2 separate regions of the Homo sapiens genome follow, and region 2 is linked to region 1. Evidence: chromatin loops called from intact Hi-C (ENCODE). Cell type or tissue: heart right ventricle. All regions are shown on one strand. Links, peaks and the distances in the headings refer to the core of each region. The heading gives the core; the rest is flanking DNA.

Region 1 (10,351 bases), core at 2,406-7,405:
CCTGTTTGCATCATTTTCCACACCTGTAACATACACAGCACTCAATGAAGAAGCATCTTTAGCATCTGATTTTGTAGAGAGGTAGTGGGGCAGAGTGGTTGAGAATCCGGCCAGCTACCTGGGCACAAATCCTGATTATACCATTTTACTGCAGTTTAGGCACGTCAGTCAACCTCTTTGAACGTCAGTGTCCTCATCTGAAAAATGGGCCTGCATTTGGGAATTAAATAACATAGGTTTCTGACTAAAGGTGGCAGATTTCTCCTGATTTCCCTTTGAAACCACACTAACATGACAGGGAAAATTTTTTTTAGGAAAAGACAGACATAATTTACAAGGATAAAGAAAACAGAAGACAAAAGCAACAAATTCTGGAAACCAGCAAGCTGACAACCACGTGGCAATGGATCTGACTTGAGAAAGCTGAATCCTAAGTGTGGACTGGAGAAGGCTGAACGTTCACACAGAGAACTCCCCCAAAGCTCAGAAGTTGCCAGAAGAGGACCTCTGGAAGTGGGCATGAAGGCGGAAGCAGTGGCCCAAGGAACGACCGAGAGAGTGAAAGTGACCGACGTGGCCACTGATTTACACAGGTCTGATTCCGAGGCAGATTCTCAGGGGCTGAGAATGGCCTAGGGAAACTTTGAGGTGCATCAGAATCAGCAGGAAAGCTAACAAAGAACACAGAGACCAGGCTCATGGAAGAGGAACAGGGCCTGGGCCTCTGGAATTCACCACTGCCCTGGGCCAACAGAACCAGCCTCCAGTGGAACTGGACACGGAACTAAGCTGCGACTTCCCAGTTCTTCCTGCTCTCCCCCACGTTTACTTCAGAAATGAAGAAGAGAAGAAATGAAAGCTTCTCAGCTGTACCTGAGTAGCCCACCAGCCAACAAATAAGGGTGACTGTCATGTTGCTCCCTATTCAGAGTATACATATTTTAATCAGTGATTTATGGAAACTTGTTCTGCTCAATGTATAAACTATAAGCACAGGAGGTGTATGCAGAGTATAATGCAATTTACATGTGCCATAGGCAGCAGCACGGATTGTGCCTGTAACATATTGATCATTGATATCCAAGGCAGTTTTTTCATTATGTGAAATAGGAACAATCGTATTTATGTTTAAAGAGTTAAAAATACCTTGCAATTGTCTTACAGGGTTATCATGAGGGTTAAAAAGAAATTCACTGTGGAGTACCTAATGTGTATCATAAGAATATAGGTAAGGTTTAGTCGAAATTAAAGAAATAAAAAGGCCCAAGCTTTCTCCCCCCAGGTCTCAGGGTGCCTCCAGATTTGATGATTACATAGACTGTAGCTCTAGACTGCAGAGATATACATTTCAACTTCATACCTATGGAAAGTGGCAGATTTCATTAAAGAATAAAGAGAAACCAATGGAGATCCAAAGACATGCCATCTTCTTTGAAGATGGGGAAAAAAGCCCTTTAATAAAATTACTGCAAAACTCACAGCTAAGAAGCCATTTTTAAAGGCATGTGCCTGAAATGCTCAGTTTTTAGAAATCAGGTTTGCGCACAAGAACAAGGAGGATTTGAAAACATGCTCTGGTCCCTGATCAGAATAGGCGTAGTGGAAAAGAGAAAATAAAGAAATACATGATGACTAACTAGAGAAAAAGGGATACTTCCTTAAAAGAGATCTTAGACAACAGACTCCAGAGTCTGATGAGTAACTGGGATTGTGAAGTCCCAGAGCACAGTGATGTATGGAAAAGACTCTTGACGGTTCCTATCTTAAAGGGTCTGTCACAAAAGTAGGGAGATGCTACGTTATTCCTAAATTAGTGGGGGTGACTGGGACCTGAAGAAAGCTACCTGAGAGTCAAAACCACAGGGAAGAGAGTGGAATTCCAGGCCCAGAAAACATGAGACAAATGATTTTAAGACTGCAGAGGAAGAGCTTTGGAAGGATAATCTGGGACAGCTCTCCCAAGAGAGATCAGCATATGCGGACAGACTTGAAGGCAAAACTGCAGGGAAGACCGAGAAGAATGAAAAAAATCCTCAGTAAATTCTAACAGAACACAGTTATCGGTCATTGCTCTGATGAAAGTGGGCCGAGAAATGCATGAAATGAGGGACTCTAAAGGGAGTAAATATGAGAAATACCAAGGGGGTGGGGCCTGGCAGGAGGAGAATAGGCTAGAACTTGATGCTGGCCTGATAGGAGAACATTTCCTAGGTGGAATTAGCTAACGCAGAGCCAGTGGTGGTCAGCATGCATTTGAACAATGGATATTTCACTAAATAGAAGAGTCATTGATTTCATCTCTTTCACAGTGATGGACCCTGTATATTATCTAGATTAGTATGTTAGGAAAAAAGGTCTGAGTCAGAAACAAAGAAACAGTAGAAATACTTTTTAAAAAACACCCAAATTCAGCATGCAAACCTATAAAGAAGAAATGGAACTAATTTAAGCAGCAGGTAAAAAGGAAACTCAATTAAGTCTTTCCCAAAGGGGAAGGATATGAATCACTACAGACATATCCAATTACTGCCCCAAAATATGTAGGAGAAAGCAATGCCACGTGATCCCTGGGACACTCAAAACCTGAGAAAAAACTAATCCCAAGGAAGAGGCGGCAGAGGTATTAGCCCTTACTAGCTCATTAGGGGCACAAGCTCTAGAATCATCAACAGAAGGTCTGGATCATGAATCTGCGGAGGGTGTTTTTCCAGCTCAACAAATGTGGAAGGAGAGATGAAGCTTTCTTCAGTCTAAGCACTTCCATGCCAAGAGGCAGTGGAAATGGAAAATGTGGCCCAGGACTGACTGAACATTCCTGCTTTTAAGAAGGTAGAGCTCCATCAGAGGCACCATCTACACCCAATGCAGCACGCCATGAAGCCCTTTACTTTTATGTCAAAGTGAAAATGCCAGTCAAGAAGCTACTGAATACACACAGAAAGCACTTGAAGTAGGACCGGGTTGATTTCCCTCCAACTCCAGTTGGGAGGAAGATTCCTGCCAATTGGCTTTAAGTTCATGGTCGTGAACTCCAGACAACTGTCAGACTGACTGGCATCTTTAAGAGAAGCCAAGAATCTTTTCCTCATCAACCTGCCTTTTCTTGATATTACTGAGTCTCTCTGGTCTGCCCTATTGGGAGGTAATTCTCCCTGGGTCTCTTGCATTTCTGCATGGCGTGCAAACAGAGACAGAGGCTGTTGTTACATGGAATTATCTGTCTTTCCAGGGATGTTTGTAGAGTGAACAGCCTTGAAAGTTAGATAGTGTCTCAGGAGGAAGGGACAGGTTCCTTCCTCTGGTGCAAAGGTTGGTCAGGTCTGCTTCTAGCCCATCATAAAAGACTGAGGTTGCCTATGGTGAGGGATCCTCAGCTGTGATGCAAATCCACTGCATGTGCACACCCCCGAGCCTGTGTCACCGCCACAGGACTTGCAGGGGAAAGGGGAAATGATGTGAACATAAAGCCCTAAATAAACTGGGGTTAAATCCTAAAAACTGGGATTAGGGAAGCTAAAATCTAGTTGCTGTGCCATGAGTAATAAAAAGTCATTTGTCTCTGACTCAGGAATCTCAAGTCTCCTGCCAGCATCCATGAAACTATAGTGGAAAAGCTTTTTTTTTTTTTTTTTTTTTTTTACAGTTCTTGATACTACCTTTGGCAAATTTAAATAAGGTCCCAAGAACAAAATCTTGCCTAGGACAACTGTCTAGGGACTGGGGTTTGGGTCATCTTTCTAAATGTTAAGGGCGTGGGGACAATGTTTTGATACTATTGAGGGTCCACTTACTTTTTTTTATTTGCATATCACTAAAAAGTAAAGCACATGAGAGACTTGCTGTTGAATGAATTCAGTCTTCTTGGAGCTGGAAAAAACTGTATTTATTCCTGTGGAAAACAGCCCAGGCTGCAGATGCTGAAAAACACAATCTTTTTCCAGCATCCAGCACCAAGGATCTCCTTAACTAAGAATGAGCAAAATAATGGCTGGGCGCGGTGACTCACGCCTGCAATCCCAGCAATTTGGGAGGCCAAGGCAGGCGGATCACTTGAGGTCAGGAGTTCCAGACCAGCCTGGCCAACCTGGTGAAACCCCGTCTCTACTAAAAATACAAAAATTAGCTGGGTGTGGTGGCACATGTCTATAATCCCAGCTACTCGGGAGGCTAAGGCAGGAGAATTCCTTGAATCCGGGAGGCAGAGGTTGCAGTGAGCCAAGGTTGTGCCACTGCACTCCAGCCTGGGCAACAAGAGCGAGACTCTGTCTCAAAAAAAAAAAAAAACAAAAAAAACAAAAAAAAAAAATAGAAGGAGCAAAATAAGAAATAGGAGAGATCAAAGGAGGCCATTAAGGGCTTTGGTTTTTTTTAAACACAAAAAGTCAAGGAAATTTAAGTTGAGATGTTAATTACTTTAGATTTTAAGATCTTTGGATTATGACCTACAAGGGCATTTAATTTATTTGAACATTATTATGTTGACATTTTATATCATTGCAGAACCTCTGAAAAGTTGCACTAGACAATGTGGCTAGAAATAATTTTGGATGAGAAATACCACAGGGACTGAGTTTTAGTTTCTGGCAAATTTCGTCTTCTAGGGGTGGGGGGCAAACCATCATTGCCCATGAGACAGGCCTCTTAGGTCCAAGCTAAATATCCTTAGAAATATCCTGTAACTGTTTCAAAGCATTTGTGAGCTCTCCTGGAACACACTGTGACTAATAGCATGTCGCAATCCTGAGTATCCGCTGTCTTTCTCAGCCAGCTCTTGCAGCCTTACGAACAAACCATGCAAAGCGTGGCTTTTATCTCCAGCTGTTTCCTTTGTGCAAGCTTGCCTAGTCCCAAAGAAAACTTCAGGACTGGTTGCACCCAGTTCTCACCATGTTTTTATGGTTCCCAAGACTTGAAAAAAAAAGAAAAAATCTGCAGATGTGACAGAAGACATCTAAGCTCCAAATCCCCAGGAAGCTCTGTTGGCTCATTCCCCGGTCAGTGTCCATAGGACAGTGGAACGCAGCGATTTCCCTTTCAGGCTTCAGTCACACTAAGATTATTTTTAGGTTGCCAAAGGAAGCTCATTTTCCAAGTCTCTGGGGCAGATGTTTGAGTGACCGAAGGAGAACCAGATGGTCATCAGAGAGGCCTGGGCTGGGAATGAATAACCATTCAGAAAATGGGAATCAGGACAACAATAAATCAGCACAAAGTAGCAAGAAGCCTGCAAGTTACGTGTAGAAATTAAAACAGGAATCTACTGCTACACTCGACCCGCTGCTTTCCAATCAAGAGAGTAACTCAGAACTAAAGAGGAAAACAGCAACACCACAAAGTCAAACTCGTCAACCCTGGGCGTGCTCTGGTACACGCCGGGCATGTGTGCATAGATCAGAGGTTGTCAGATGCAGCTGGGAGTGGGGGGAGCCGCAACTGATGCCCACTGCGACGCTCAGGCTGTGGCTCCGCAAATGAATTAATACTGCCCTTGTTCTAGCTAAGCCCATTTCCAGCTTCCTCCCATTCATCACCCCCAAACAATTTGAATGGGCTTAACACACATTGAGAGTGATTATTTTTATGCGTTGAAATTTAAAGAGATCTCTTGGTTCCTTAGAAAGTTGAGGTAATCACCTTTAAGGGCACAGGAATGTAATCAGTCATTAGCTTGTAACTGACCCTCTTGCAGTGGGTTTGTATGTGTCATGTTCCCAAGAGAGGCTAGTGTCCTCTAGTAACTCTCAGCTCTTTGAAAATAACAGGGGGGCCAGGCATGGTGGCTCACGCCTGTAATTCCAGCACTTTGGGAGGCCGAGGCGGGTGGAGCACCTGAGGTCAGGAGTTCAAGACCAGCCTGGCCAACATGGTGAAACCCCGTCTCTACTAAAAGTACAAAAAATCAGCCGGGCGTGGTGGCACACACCTGTAATCCCAGTTACTCAGGAGGCTGAGGCAGGAGAATTGCTTGAGCCCGGGAGGCAGAGACTGCAGTGAGCCGAGATCGTGCCACTGCACTCCAGCCTGGGCGACAGAGCGAGACTCTGTCTCAAAACAAAAACAAAAAACAAAAACAACAAAAAAAGGAAACAACAGGGGATGTGGAGGTCAAGGAGGAGAATGCATGTGTTCAACCTTAGTACAGATTTCAAATTGAGGTAAGGTAATAACAGGCATCCTCTGGGAAGTGGAACTCTCTCACTCTTGCCATGGTCCCATGACCTAGTGGGTGAGAAAACTATGGGGTCTGGAGCTATTCTTTGGATTTGGGGGCTGGCTACTCAAGGTAGACCCTTGGGTCATTTCTCAGCAGTGTTGGCTACCAGGTTCATTGCATTGGATGTATTTCTGGAAGTAGGACTATGATATGCTTTAAACACCAGAATGACAAAATCAGGTGTGTGTGTGTGTGTGCGTGCGTGCACGTGCACGCATACACATGCATACAGGAAAATCTCAAGACATGTAAAAGGTAGTGGTGGGAAGGCTGTTAAAAAAAGAAAGGCATGTAAAAGAGCCCTAAGAAGTACACAAGGCTGGGCGCAGTTGCTCACGCCTGTCATCTCAGCACTTTGGGAGGCGGAGGCGGGCGGATTGCTTTGAGCCCAGGAGTTCAAGACCAGCCTGGGCAACATCACAAGACCCCGTCTCTACAAAAAATACAAAATCTAGCTGGGTGTGGTGGCACATGCCTGTAGTCTCAGCTACTTGGGAGGCTGAGGTGGAAGAATAGCTTGAGCCCAGAAGATGGAGGTTGTAGTGAGCCAAGATTGTGCCACTGCACTCTAGGCTGGGTGACAGAGCCAGACACTGTTACCAAAAAAAAAAAAAAATAGTAGTCAACAGGACAATTAGCAGGAAAGGAAGCAAGAGGTGAATTGTCAGAAGGGGCCCTGATACAGCAGCAGAGTCAAATCCAATTCAGCAGCAACAGTAAACATACCAGGCTCTTTTTTAGACAAATCTTTCAGAAAATGTGTCATACTCTTACATGGATTATTGTAACAGAAAAAGATTGTTTTAACTGGGCATGCCATTTAGGCAGGTTTTAGGTGAAAAGTAAGACATCGTGGCCTGGGCTTGTTGGCTCACGCCTGCAGTCCCAGCACTCTGGGAGACTGAGGCAGGTGGATCACTTGAGGTCAGGGGTTGAGACCAGCCTGGGCAACATAGTGAAATCTTGTGTCTACTAAAAACACAAAAATTAGCTGGGCATTGTGGAGGGCACCTGTAATCCCAGCTACTAGGGAGGCTGAGGCAAGAGAATCACTTGAAACGGGAGGTGGAGGTTGTAGTGAGCCGAGATCATGCCACTGCCCTCCAGCCTGGGTGACAAGAGTGAGACTGTTTCCAAAAAAAAAAAAAAAAAAAAAAAAAAAAGCATCATGGTTACATTTGGGCTCACTAGTTGTTTTTTGTTTGTTTGTTTGTTTGTTTGTTTGTTTTGTGACAGAGTTTCACTCTTGTTGTCCAGGCTGGAGTGCAATGGCGCGATCTTGGCTCACCACAACCTCCACCTCCCGGGTTCAAGTGATTCTCCTGCCTCAGCCTCCCATGTAGCTGGGATTACAGGCATGTGCCACCACGCTCGGCTAATTTTGTATTTTTAGTAGAGACAGGGTTTCTCCATGTTGGTCAGGCTGGTCTTGAACTCCTGACCTCAGGTGATCCGCCCTCCTCAGCCTCCCAAAGTGCTGGGATTACAGATGTGAGCCACCGCACCCGGCCAGGGCTCACTGTTAAGTTCCAGGCAGCACTCTCTGGCCTTCCGCTGCCTTCCCCAGATCAATATGAGCTCCTTGCTGCTTCTTTCCTTCCTTCTTTTTCCTTCCTTTCTTTCTAGGAATAGTGTTGAGTTCATGGGCTTTGCTGACATATATTTCTAAGGGCAGGCGCTTCTTTAAGATAATCTGTTGGGAAAGCTGAGATGCTGGTGAGCCCACAGGAAGGAGCAAAAAGAGAGGCTGTTCCAGGCTCACAAATGATCACCTACAGCAGGGCTCAGCCAACATGCCTGGGGGCCAAATCTGGCCCAGCACTTGTTTTTGTCAAGTTTTACTGGAACACAGTCATGCCCATTTATTTATTGTTTATGGCTGCTTTCAAAGTACAAAGGCAGAGGTGAGCAGTTGAAACAAAGACTGTTTGGCTAGCAAAGCCTGAAATGCTTATTATGTGGTCCTTCAGTTGTAACTCCTCATCTACAACGGAGCCCCCATCCATGGGGCATATGTGCCAAACCCCACGTTTCTTTCTTTCCTTTTCTTTTTTTTCTTTCTTTTTTTTTTTGAGATGAAGTCTTGCCCTGTCGCCTAGGCTGGAGTTCAATAGCACAATCTTGGCTCACTGCAACCTCCACCTCCCGGATTCATGCGATTCTCCTGCCTCAGCCTCCTGAATAGCTGGGATAACAGGAGTGCACCACCACACCCAGCTAATTTTTGTAGTTTTAGTAGAGACGAGGTTTCGCCATGTTGGCCATATTGGTCTCAAACTCCTGACCTCAGGTAATCTGCCCGCCTTGGCCTCCCGAAGTACTGGGATTACAGGGATGAGCCACCATGCCCGGCCCCGTTAATTGGAACATGTTTCTGTTCACGTCTTCCACCCACAAATCTAATGCCTTTTCCATCTTAGCTAAGCGCTTATGCACTGTGGCTGTAACTTTTGCGGCTTGAGGGATGATGGCAAAACTAGCACAAAATTCTTTTTCCTTCTTCACAGTTTCAAGGATAGAAGATTCATTCTTACCATAGATCTTGCAACCTCAGCATATGACTTTTCCTTCCTTCCTCAAGAAACTTTCCACCAAAAGGAAGCCCTGTATGGCTTCTCTTTGGCTTATCTGCATTGCCAGCATCATTGCTTGCACTACGGGGCAATCATGAAGCAGAATACAACTGCTTGATCACAAGAACCGTGATACCACAATAGTTGATCTGATCATGGAGCTGGCTACGTAGTGACTAACGGGCAGGTAGTGTAGATGGTGTAGATAAACTGGATGAAGGGGTGATTCACGTCCCAGGCGGGACAGAGCAAGACAGCATGAGATTTCACCACTCTCGTCAGAATGGCACACAATTTAAAACTTACGAATTGTTTGTTTCTGGAGTTATATTTTCTGATAGAGGTTTACTGTGGGTAAATGAAACTGCAGGAAGCAAAACTCTGGATAAGGGGGGCTACGGTCTAGGAATAGTTCATACTCTAGCCCTACCCATCTCCCCACTGCCATCTGTACCCAGAGTCGTTATGAAGACTTGAGAATTTTCAGAAAATATGACTTAGTAAGTGAAAGGGAAGGAAGTGACAGAGAGAGACATCTTAGGCAAGAAGCTAGCATGGTATCTCCTCTAAAAGCAACCTTGTCATCCAGGATTCTGTGTAATTTTATCTTAAATTTCATTTTTAAATGATACAGATAAACTCTTTAAGAAGGATTCTCTGTTTAAAATGTACATACTTTGCTAAGTGTCCCAGAATCACTTACCACTGTTTAAATAGGTTTTAAGTCAGATTGCTTTCCTAACAAACACACTGCTTGGAAAAATGGAAAAGGTTGGTTTGTTTTTTGGTCTTTTGGGTTGTTGGTGGTGGTGCAATGAGAGAACGTGGCTTGGAGAAGGAGGAAGGAGAGGCTGTCTGGGAGGGGAGACGGTGGGGACCTCAGTGGAGAGTTCAGACCAGGATGAAAGCTCTGGGCTCCGGGGGCCTGTAAAGACAGCCGGCATCAAGTGAGCAGGAGGGGATGACATGAGGGTTCAAAGGCAAATAGAAACCCATTCAAAATATTGCATAGGGCCAGCCCTGCCTTCAGGAAAAAAGGGAAGGAAACTTTTCATCCTCTCCCTCCATGCCAAGGGGCCCTTGCTCCCAGAAGCCAGCACCCCGACTGGCAGGTGACCTCCCATTGCCTGTCACTCACACGGCTTCCCGCCTCTCCATCCTCATGACCATCACTCCTGCAGCACAGGCTCTGGTTACCTCTCAATGGGACTAGGTACAGCAAAGGCCTCCAAATCCATCTTTTCACCTCCATCCTGCCTTTCTTCAATCCCACTCCTCCTCTGCCACGCTGCTTGAGTAATCTTAAAAACTCTGACCCTGTCACTCAACTGAAAAGCCATCAGTGAGTCACTTTCCTTGCAAAAGAAGTCAAAATTCCATAGTCTGAAACTAGAAGCATGGGCTGAACATTTTGCTCAATAGACTTTGTGGATTTCTGGACAGACTTCAAAATTTCCTATTTGAGGACCACTGTACATGTTATTTTTCTGTTCCAGAATGTCATCAGTTTCTGCAGGTGTTCCTGTGGAAGTCCTATGGAATAGTCAAATGCCACCCATCCATT
Region 2 (10,351 bases), core at 2,195-7,194, 48 kb before region 1:
GGTATTAAGCCCTGCATGCATTAGCTATTGATCCTGATGCTCTCCCTCCCCCCACCACCCCATCCGCAACAGGCTCCAGTGTGTGATGTTCCCTTCCCTGTGTCCATGTGTTCTCATTGTTTAGCTCCCACTTATAAGTAAGAACATGTGGTGTTTGGTTTTCTGTTTCTGTGTTAGTTTGCTGAGGATAATGGCTTCCAGCTCCATTCTTGTCCCTGCAAAGGACATGATCTCATTCCTTTTTATGGCTGCATAGTATTCCATAGTGTATATGTACTACATTTTCTAACACTGATGAAAACCTCAGTATTGACAAAAACTGGCCTACCTAGAATAAGAAATTCCTCAGTGGCAAGAAAGGAAAGAATGTACTGCATGAGGTTGCAAATAGGAAATGTTGGTTTAGTGAAAAAAACCAACCCTTTGCTGTCCCTCTTCTATTCCAAAGCAAATCTGGATTCCAAGAAAACTTCCAGAGGACCATTATGTAGAACATGCACTCTTAAAATGTATGAAGATACTGGCCTCAAATGAAGCCTTACTTTGAAAGGTGACATTGAAGGCTGCCTCAATGTAACTTCATCTCCCTCAAATAGAAACCCCTCACCCCCCACTTTTTTTTTTTTTTTTTTTTTTTGAGATGGAGTCTCGCTCTGTTGCCCAGGCTGGAGTGCAGTGGTGTGATCTCAGCTCGCTGCAAGCTCCACCTCCCGGGTTCACACCATTCTCCTGCCTCAGCTTCCTGAGTAGTTGGGACTACAGGTGCCCACCACCACGTCTGGCTAATTTTTTGTATTTTTAGTAGAGATGGGGTTTCACTGTGTTAGCCAGGATGGTCTCGATCTCCTGACCTTGTGATCCGTCCGTCTTGGCCTCCCAAAGTGCTGGGATTACAGGTGTGAGCCACTGCGCCCGGCCAAATAGAACCCTTTTTAACACTCTTTGCAGTAAAGTCAAATTGCTAACAAAAAAATGCTTGTTAGTGTTTGTCCAGCAAGTGAATGTGAACCCGAAAGAGAAACCAGAACCCACAGTAACAGCCTCATCACTAACAAAGGAACAAAGAGCCTCGGATCACAGAACAGAGACATCAGGGGCCTGTATTTTTTCTGTGAGTAGCCATCAGGGTATGGGATAGATATTCTGGGGTTTCACTTTTTTCTTTTTTTTTCTGAGACGGAGTCTCGCTCTTTTTGCCCAGGCTGGAGTGCAATGGCTCGATCTCGGCTCACTGCAACCTCTGCCTCCTGGGTTTAAACGATTCTCCTGCCTCAGCCTCCCAAGTAGCTGGGATTACAGGCGCCCGCCAACATGCCCAGCTAATTTTGTTTTGTATTTTTAGTAGAGACTGGGTTTCACCATGTTGGCCAGGCTGGTCTCGAACTCCTGACCTCGGGGGATCCACCCACCTCAGCCTCCCAAAGTGCTGGGATTACAGGTGTGAGCCACGGCACCCGGCCCACATTTTTATTTTGTAGGACAGCCCTAAAAAGGAAGGCTATCTTTTTTCTGTCTACCACCGTAGTTTGCTAACCAATCAGAAGGCAGGCGCTGAGACAGTAACAACCAGCCGACAGTTGCGGAGGACTGCCGGGACTCCCACAGAGCTCGACAAGTGGGATCACAGTCATCACCAGCCACTGAGAAGAGTGTCCCCTACCCACAGAGTGCAAGTTTAGAATCCAGATTTCCTTTTTTTTTTTTGTTTTTTTTTTGTTTTTTTTTTGAGACAGAGTCTCACTCTGTCCCCCAGGCTGGAGTGCAATGGCACAATCTCAGCTCACTGCAACCTCTGCCTCCTGGGTTCAAGCAATTCTCGTGTCTCAGCCTCCTGAGAAGCTAGGATTACAGGCATGCACCACAACACCCGCTAATTTTTTTATGTTTAGTAGAGGCGAGATTTCACTATGTTGGCCAGGCTGGTCTTGAACTCCTGACCTCAAGTGATCGGCCCCCCCTTGGCATCCCAAAGTGCTGGGATTACAGGCATGATGAGCCACCGCGCCCCACCAGAATCCAAAATTTCAATAAAGGTCTCCACTAACAAGGAAGCAAAGTCACTTAATTCAGTTGATTTTTAAAAATCATGTTTTACAATATTATTTTGTTCAACTACTAGATGATGGGTAGCCAAATTTTACATACACACATACACACCCCACACTTTTTTTTTTTTCCCAGAGATTGGGTCTAGTTCTGTCACCCAGGCTGGAGTGTAGTGGCGTGATCATAGCTCACTGCAGTCTCAAACTCCTAGGTTCAAGTAACCCTCCTGGTCTTAGCCTCCAAAGTATAGCCACATGCCACCACATCTAACTAATTTCCTTTTTTTTTTTTTTTTTTTTTAATTTTTGAGACACAGTTTCACTGTATAGCCCAGGCTGGAGTGCAATGGCATGATCTTGGCTCACTGCAACCTCCACCTCCCGGGTTCAAGCAATTCTACTGCCTCAGCCTCCTGAGTAGCTGGGATTATAAGCGTGCTCCACCATGCCCAGCTAATTTTTTTGTCTTTTTAGTAGAGATGGGGTTTCACCATGTTGGCCAGGCTGGTCTTAAACTCCTGACCTCATGATCTACTTGCCTCAGCTTCCCAAAGTGCTGGGATTACAGGCATGAGCCACTGCACCTGGCACCTAAATAAATACTGAGATAACTTCTGCCTCCACGATGTTACTTAATCTCTCATCAACACTTATGTGTGGTTTTTCAGTATCATTTCACTTGTCCTTTGTGGAGGTTTTTGTTGCCATTTCTCAGTGCATTTGATTTCACGTAGGCAGAGTGCTGTGATTTTGATGGGTGGGAAGTCCTTTTGATTCATCTCATGTCTTGTTGGTGTCACAAAAGGGTAAAAAGGGTCAACTGACTGAAAATGGATGTGTTCAACATGGCATGAAAACGATGAGTTTAGGCACAATGATATAGTAAAGGTGCTAAATGCAGGCAGTATTTAAATGTTAATTTGTGTAAAAGATTTTTCTCCTTAAAAATATCAATTTCCTTTCTTTCTTTTTTCTTTTTTTTTTGACAGAGTCTTGCTCTTGTTGCCCAGGCTGCAGTGCAATGGTGCCACCTTGGCTCACTGCAACCTCCGCCTACCCAGTTCAAGCGATTCTCCTGCCTCAGCCTCCCAAGTAGCTGGGATTAAAGGTGCGCACCACCACGCCCGGCTAATTTTTGTATTTTTAGTAGAGATGGGGTTTCACCATGTTGGCCAGGCTGGTCTCAAACTCCTGACCTCAAGTGGTCCGCCCACCTCGGCCTCCCAGAGTGCTGGGATTACAGGTGTAAGCCACTGCGCCTGGCCTGTATAATGCTTTCATTAGGGTATCTCCCCACCTACTTTAAGATTAACAAATGGGAAAATAATCTTACCAGTCATGGGTTGTTGCCCCAGCTCTGATGCAGCTTTGGGCAGGTTCTCTGTGAGGTGGCTGGCATCCAGATGGGACAGAGCACTGGCTAGTTCACAGCTGGTAGAGACACAAGCATCTCCAGTGGTCAGCTTTCCCAGAGATTCCTGGCACAATGACAACCACAAGCCACTTGAAATAACTTTCAGGCTTTCTGCACCGTAAGATGAGATCATATATAGAGAGCAGAGCTAGTTCAGGAAAAGGCAAAGGGGCCCTGGACTAGGAGCCAGCAGATCCAGATTGTGGGTTTAAGGTCTGCTAGGAATTAAATGGTCATATCATTCTTCCCCAAGCCTCCATTTTTTTCAACTCTAAAATGGGCATAAAACATTCCCAGTCTTACTCATAGAGCTTAAAAGAAGACGATTAAATGAGAACAGTTATAAAAACAGCACATATAAGGCTAGACAGATGTAAGGTATTGTTATTATATTGCATAGAGATATCCAAGACTATAACACTAACTCCTTAGTTTGGTAGTGAGGGAATGAACGAATCTGGATAAACAAAATTGACATTTCATATTTCAAGACTTCACTTTGGCTAAGTGTCCATTACTTTCTCTTCTTCTACCTAACATTCAATGCAATGAAATTCTAAAACTAACAGTTAAATCAGCTTCATGTGAAATTTATCCATTGTGAGTGATAAAGTGGCCCAAAGGTGGCAGCAGAGCACAGAGGTGAAAGGGATAATATGTCTTTCAGCAGCTTTGGTAAGAAATCTTTTCATAAAATGTCAGTTACCAGCTGAGGGAAACCTAGATAGAGTTTAACTCAGTTAATTTTCTATTTATTAGTAACACAAATGTAACATAAAAACAGTAGAGGAGTTTCAGAACTAGACAGAGGTGGTGGGTCATATTGCATTCTGAATGTACTAAGTGCCATTGACTTGTACATTTCAAAATGGTTAATTTCATGTTATATGAATTTCACTTCAATTTAAATCAAGTAGTAAATAAAAACAGAATTTAACTCACGTACCAAAAGAGGAAGGTTTTTTCTTCCAATATTTGAGGACATATACTTTATAGCAATCCATTCTATTTTCTTTCTCAGATATAAATAAAATCAAATTTTGTAACTAAAATTTTTATGAGAAAAATTAGTCTTGTACAAGTTTCAAATGCTGCTCAAAAGTTCATTCTGAGAGTATTAACTTAGAATTACAAAACTCTTATTTTAATAGATATAAATTATTATGAATAAAAACCCTAATTTGCCTTTATACAGTTATCCAAAACTTGTGATTTGTTTTTTTTTTTTTTTTTTTTTCTTGAGACCGAGTCTTGCTCTGTCACCCAGGCTGGAGTACAGTGGCACGATCTCAGCTCACTGCAACCACCACCTCCCGAGTTCAAGAGATTCTCCTGCCTCAGACTCCCGAGTAGCTGGGATTACAGGTGCACACCACCACACCTGACTGATTTTTGTATTTTCAGTAGAGACGGGGTTTTGCCATGTTGGCCAGGCTGGTCTCTAATTCCTGACCTCAGGTGATCCACCTGCCTCAGCATCCCAAAGTGCTGGGATTACAGGCGTGAGCCACTGTGCCCGGCCGATGCTTTTTAAAAGAAGAAATTTACCCAATGGCCAAACATTATATTTTAAAACACAGGTAGTGGTTGGAGGTAAAATATGATATTTGAGGAGAAGGAAAAAAGATGTGCATTTCTATTAAAACAAAAATAAGGTTAAAAAAACGACTTTTGCCTGGTATAGTTTTTATGACTTAGCATTTTCCAGGTCTATTGACATATATGTTTATATAAACCACTTGAACACACATCTATAATAATATGGCTTTATAAGTCATCTCAGATTCTTTGTTCAGCGAGAGAGAGAGAGAAGTTATTTATGTTAAGGAGATTATAAACAACATTGATTTCTCGTACTGTCTCCTTGATAAAGTAGAGGTATATTGAACATTTTTAAAAATGAACAATTTGATATTCTAACATACTCGTAACCAAGTAGTAACATAACCAATATTAACTTGCATTTAATGTGGTACATTATCAATTTCTAAGTGAATGCATTCCTGTTATTCCATATGATACCACAGCAAGGTTATGAGTGGCTATAATTATATATAACCAATGTAGAAATTTGGAAAAATATAAGGATCACTCATAACCTTATCAGCTGGAGGGAATCACTGTTAACATATATTTGATGGTCCCTCCAGCTCTGTGAGATGACCAAGGCAGAGAGCACCAGCCCAGAGAACTAAGCTCAGAAATGTTTAATAACTTGCCCAAGTTGTAACTCGACCAGTGCCAACTAGTCAGCAGTGGAGCTCATGCCAGGCCCATGGTTTTACTTTCCCTGTGCCACACTGCCTTTCCATCATTAGCCACAGGTGCTGTGTACAGGTAAGACAGAGATTCTATAGTATCTTCTGGCCAAATGATCTCATGACTAACCTGCTGATACATTAATAAGCTCCCTAGGCTGGGTGCGGTGGCTCACGCTTGTAATCCCAGCACTTCAGGAGGCCGAGGCAGGTGGATCACCTGAGGCCAGGAGTTCGAGACCAGCCTGACCAATATGGTGAAACCCTGTCTCTACTAAAAAATACAAAAATTAGCCAGGCGTGGTGGTGTGCGCCTGTAGTCCCAGCTCCTCGGGAGGCTGAGACAGGACAATCGCTTGAACCTGGGAGGCGGAGGTTGCAGTGAGCTGAGATTGCGCCACTGCACTCCCGCCTGGGTGACAGAGCGAAACTCCATCTCCAAGAAAAAAAAAAAAAAGGCTTCCAAGCAGTCCAGGTATTTAAGTGACTGACTCTGTTGAAAGATAATTCTCCAGCCATCATCCTTTCCCACTGGCAGCTTACCCATGCTTTACAACAGACTCCATCTTCACTCACACATATTCATGCACTTCCATTCCAAGTAACTAAGAGAAAGTCAGTTACCTTCTCCACAGCTCCACCTGGCTGAAAGCCAGCGACAGTCACTTTGACAGAAGTGGCCTGGACTCTCGAGTCCAGATCGCATGGATCATTGGCTCTGCCAGTCAGGTTCACTGTCTGTGAGCCACTGGGCTTGGCCTCAGCCTCGGATCTCTTGCAGTGGGGGCTTACCCTGGCCACTGGTCTGTGCCTGGAGCCCAGGCCTTCACTTTTCTGCTGGGGGGAACTGGGGCTCCCAGTGTTCGTCGGACTCTGGGTGTCTGTACGGACTGTGTATTCCAATTTGGGTGCGCTACTTGATCCTGACAGTTCCTTCTTCCACCAGCTTCCAGGGCTCCCCTTGGGGGCCTCTGCAGAGTCCGTGAGGTTGGCTGCATAGGACGCAGCATCCACCATGCCCTCTGGGATACTCTCCTCTAAGTCCACTGAGCTACCAAGAAGAGGTGCCGAGATGGCCTTGCTCACCAGTGTTTTCCGGGGTCGTTCCTCTTGGTTGTGGACGTCCATGCCCTTGGAAGAGGAAATTGAGACACGCCTCGGGTCATCCTCTGACAGAGGCCTGATGGGACCCGGGAGGGCCCCTGGGAGTGAAATGCAGTCCCCTTCTCTGTCAAACTCTTCCTCATCACTGGCATCGTTGGCATCGTAGCAGCCTACCTTCCTCTGGCGGAGGAGAGGGTTTCGGAGGGCCTGTGGGCTTCCGGGGAGACTGGCTTGTCTGGCAACTGTCACCTGCTTGTGGAAGAGCCCAGAAGCCCGATGGCTCCCAAGAGTCACGAGGCTGTTGGCTCTGGGTTTTCCAGGCTCCTTGTGAGCTGGTGGAGGTGGGGACAGAAAAGTCAAGTGAAATTGAGCTTCCCACTTGGCCCTGTCTTATCATCTGACCCCATCATTACACATAAGCATTTCCACATTCACTAACACCAGACACACAGCCTCAGCCACTGGACACAAGGCCTAGGCAACATGGCTTCCTGGAGGCTATATGGAGTAGATAGGCGGGCTATCTTTCTCTTTTCCCTACTGACCTACCCCCCCCGCCCTTTTCTTAAACCCCAACCTCTGGATTAACTCAAACGTGTGCTGTTGGAAGACAGAAACTTAATACTTCCACCTCCATGATTATCTAACACATTGTTAGGGTTTAACCTAAATGCTGCTGAGAATTCCTCCATAGAAGGATGCCTGGGGACTGATGACATGTCCCACACACCTGGGCTGCCTTCTTGGCCCCTTGAGGTCCTTCCTTCATCTGCAGAAAGGGAGGCTTGATTGACAGGCACGTGAGTGCTTTTGCAGCATGAACTGTCCTATGTCTTAAAGATACTCTAGAACAATGCCAACCTGAATCTGCAACGATTTTTATATCTTGTTAAATGCAGTGAAAAATTACACGTTTGCACCTTGAAATGTTTCTATAAGAACAGAGCAAACTCATTGATAGCTCCGAATGAGTCAGAGTGGTCGTCGCCTGCCTCTCCTAAAACAAGGGGATTTTCTTCTTCAGATGTTAGAAATTAAGAGGAAACCTCACCAGCAGAAAGAAGTCTGAGAAATCGGTATGGATCATATCAGATTATCATCTCATATTATCTCAAATTGATATATCAATGAGATTAAAAAAAAAACCTTTTGATAATATGTCTCTTATGAGTTCTTAATCTTTAATTTACAGCCTTCTACAAAGAATGAAGCTAGGGCCTGGTGAGGGAAGGGACCTGGAATCTGGCTGGATTCCCTAAAATGTAAGGGCATCAGGTTGCCCATCCTGATTTGATGCCATAAAATTCAAGACTACATTATGTAAAGGGCATTGAAAGGAGGTCTGGTTTAGCCACCATCCACCCCTGACTATAGAATGTGTATCCAGCCCATTTACTGAGTAACTGAGTGGCCAGTCACTAACAGTGGCTGCATTTTCCAAGAGTAAACTCTCAGGGTACAGCATTGTCTAATGGTGCGATCTCAGCTCACTGCAACCTCTGTCTCCCAGGTTCAAGCAATTCTCCCCACTCAGCCTCCCAAGTAGCTGGGATTACAGGCGCGTGCCACCACGCCTGGCTAATTTTTGTATTTTTAGTAGAGATGGGGTTTCACCATGTTAGCCAGGCTGGTCTTGAACTCCTAACCTCAAGTGATCCCCCCGCCTCGGCCTCCCCAAGTGCTAGGATTACAGGCGTGAGCCACCGCGCCCGGCCTGGTCTCCAGCTCTTTTCTCGTATTACAGCGCCAGGGTAGCTAAACCATTGTAGCCGCCAGCACAGAGGTGGAAACCAGTCACTGCTGACTGGAATGCAGAGCCCAGGCCCTCTGGGGCACCCCTGCTTACTGGAGGTGCTGGGAGGCAGGCTGCCCTCCTCCGACGTGCTGCAGCCACTTCCCGGGTGATCCTCGTCCTCAGAACCGGCCACCATGAAGTCTGACAAGGGGCCAGGGACATCGTGGGCAAAGTACTGGGAGAGTTCAGATTCAGAAATAAGGGAGTCCTGTTGAAGAAGAAAACATCCGATAACTAAGAAAACACAGCAGAAGCAGACTTTCAAGGGTTATTACGTCCTATCTTTCCAAGAACACTTCGTTCTAATCAACGGTCACTTGAAATAGCTGTGATAGTAAACACCAACCTCCATGTACCTCAGAACGGCTAAATTGACAACTAATAAATAAAAAGGTGACTGCTGCCAGACAATGTTTTTAGAGACTTTTTGTTTTTGGCTAAATTTTTGGCAATGATCGGAAAAGCCACAGCAGCAACACATCAGCCATCCCAGGAAAAACACTGGGGGGATGCGATGGGAAAGACAAATGTGATTCAAGCCAACCAGTCTAGCCAAATGGTGAACAAAAACCAGGGGAGTTTGAATCCTGCACCCTGACGCACTGAGACTCAGCAAGAGCCTAGCTGAGGAAGATTGCGTGGCCTCCTTAAAGCCCCAAGTCCTGACTCACGCTGCTTTATTATGGAGCAGTTTGAAAACTTATTTTGCAAACTGTAGTTCAGTTCTTTTATTTTGTTGCTCTGTTCTTTTCCTGGATAAGTGTTTAGCAAAAGAAACACACATTTTTGCATCTATTCTCAAATGAGCATTGTTGCGATTTCCTGTATAAAGTGGCAAAAATGACTCATGGGCAGAAACAGGGACTGGGCCCTCCGGCTTGACTTGTGGGCTCCAGGAATTAGTTTGTGGTCCAGCTGAGGGAGGCAGGTAGCAGTTCACCTTGACTCACCTTTTTTGCAAGAGAGGGACTCTTCAAGGGGGTACCTGTTGGAGGGAAAATTCACCATATTGTCAAAACAATAAAGCTCAAGTCACAAATAGGCTCACATCCTTAACTAGAAAAGGAGGCGGCAAACACAGTAAACAAAACTCCCTTTGCTTGATGACGGGCTGCATGCACAGGGTTAGACGTGCATGCAGTCTACCTGCGTACCTGATCCTCATCCCCATCCCATCTGCCATGATGCTTCAAGCCCTAACTCAGATGCTACTACCTGCATGATGATCCCAGTTAGAAGTAATTTCTTCTGAATTTCCAAAGTGTTTTATCCTACCCACACATCAACTTTCATGTACATCATATAATGTATGAGTGGATGTGTCTTGTCTCCCTTCTTCAATCTACAGAGCAGAAATGTTGACTGATCTGACCCCACGGAGCTGGATATTTATTTTCAGACGGAGTTGGACTCTTGTTGCCCAGGCTGGAGTGCAATGGCATGATCTCGGCTCACTGAAACCTCTCCTGTCTCAGCCTCCCGGGTAGCTGGGATTACAGGCATGCGCCACCACATCCGGCTACTTTCGTATTTTTAGCAGAGATGGGGTTTCTCCATGTTGGTCAGGCTGGTCTCGAACTCCAGACTTCAGGTGATCTGCCCGCCTTGGCCTCCCAAAGTGCCGGGATTATAGGCGTGAGCCATGGCGCCCGGCTCCATGGAGCTGGACATTGTACTTCATATCTACTAAGTGTTCGGTGATAATTGCTGAATGGATTGAATTATGAATGAACAA

The links. Peaks named below come from ENCODE experiments on the same cell type or tissue, not always from the same donor. Only the 100,000 strongest peaks of a DNase experiment are listed, where the experiment ranks them.
Region 2: a loop joins it to region 1, with 2.7 times the contacts of the local background. A loop is called at or near these places in 10 of 110 quality-filtered maps.

The regions. Positions count from the first base shown.
Region 1 is chr5:32,022,618-32,032,968 of GRCh38, reverse strand. The region is part of intron 6 of PDZD2 (PDZ domain containing 2); the gene reads right to left. Among named protein-coding and RNA genes, the nearest start is that of MIR4279, 92 kb to the right of the region's middle. RefSeq lists an enhancer at 5,435-5,936. In heart right ventricle, for the core only: no CTCF peak of the experiment used is centred there; DNase peaks (open chromatin) are centred at 3,998, 4,718 and 4,858; H3K27ac peaks cover 3,885 bases.
Region 2 is chr5:32,070,634-32,080,984 of GRCh38, reverse strand. It overlaps PDZD2 (PDZ domain containing 2), which reads right to left. Exons shown (of 25, transcript NM_178140.4): 16 at 9,567-9,601; 17 at 8,668-8,824; 18 at 6,342-7,153; 19 at 3,379-3,523. Among named protein-coding and RNA genes, the nearest start is that of GOLPH3, 99 kb to the left of the region's middle. In heart right ventricle, for the core only: a CTCF peak has its summit at 4,072 (motif pointing right); DNase peaks (open chromatin) are centred at 3,444, 4,084 and 6,834; H3K27ac peaks cover 1,527 bases.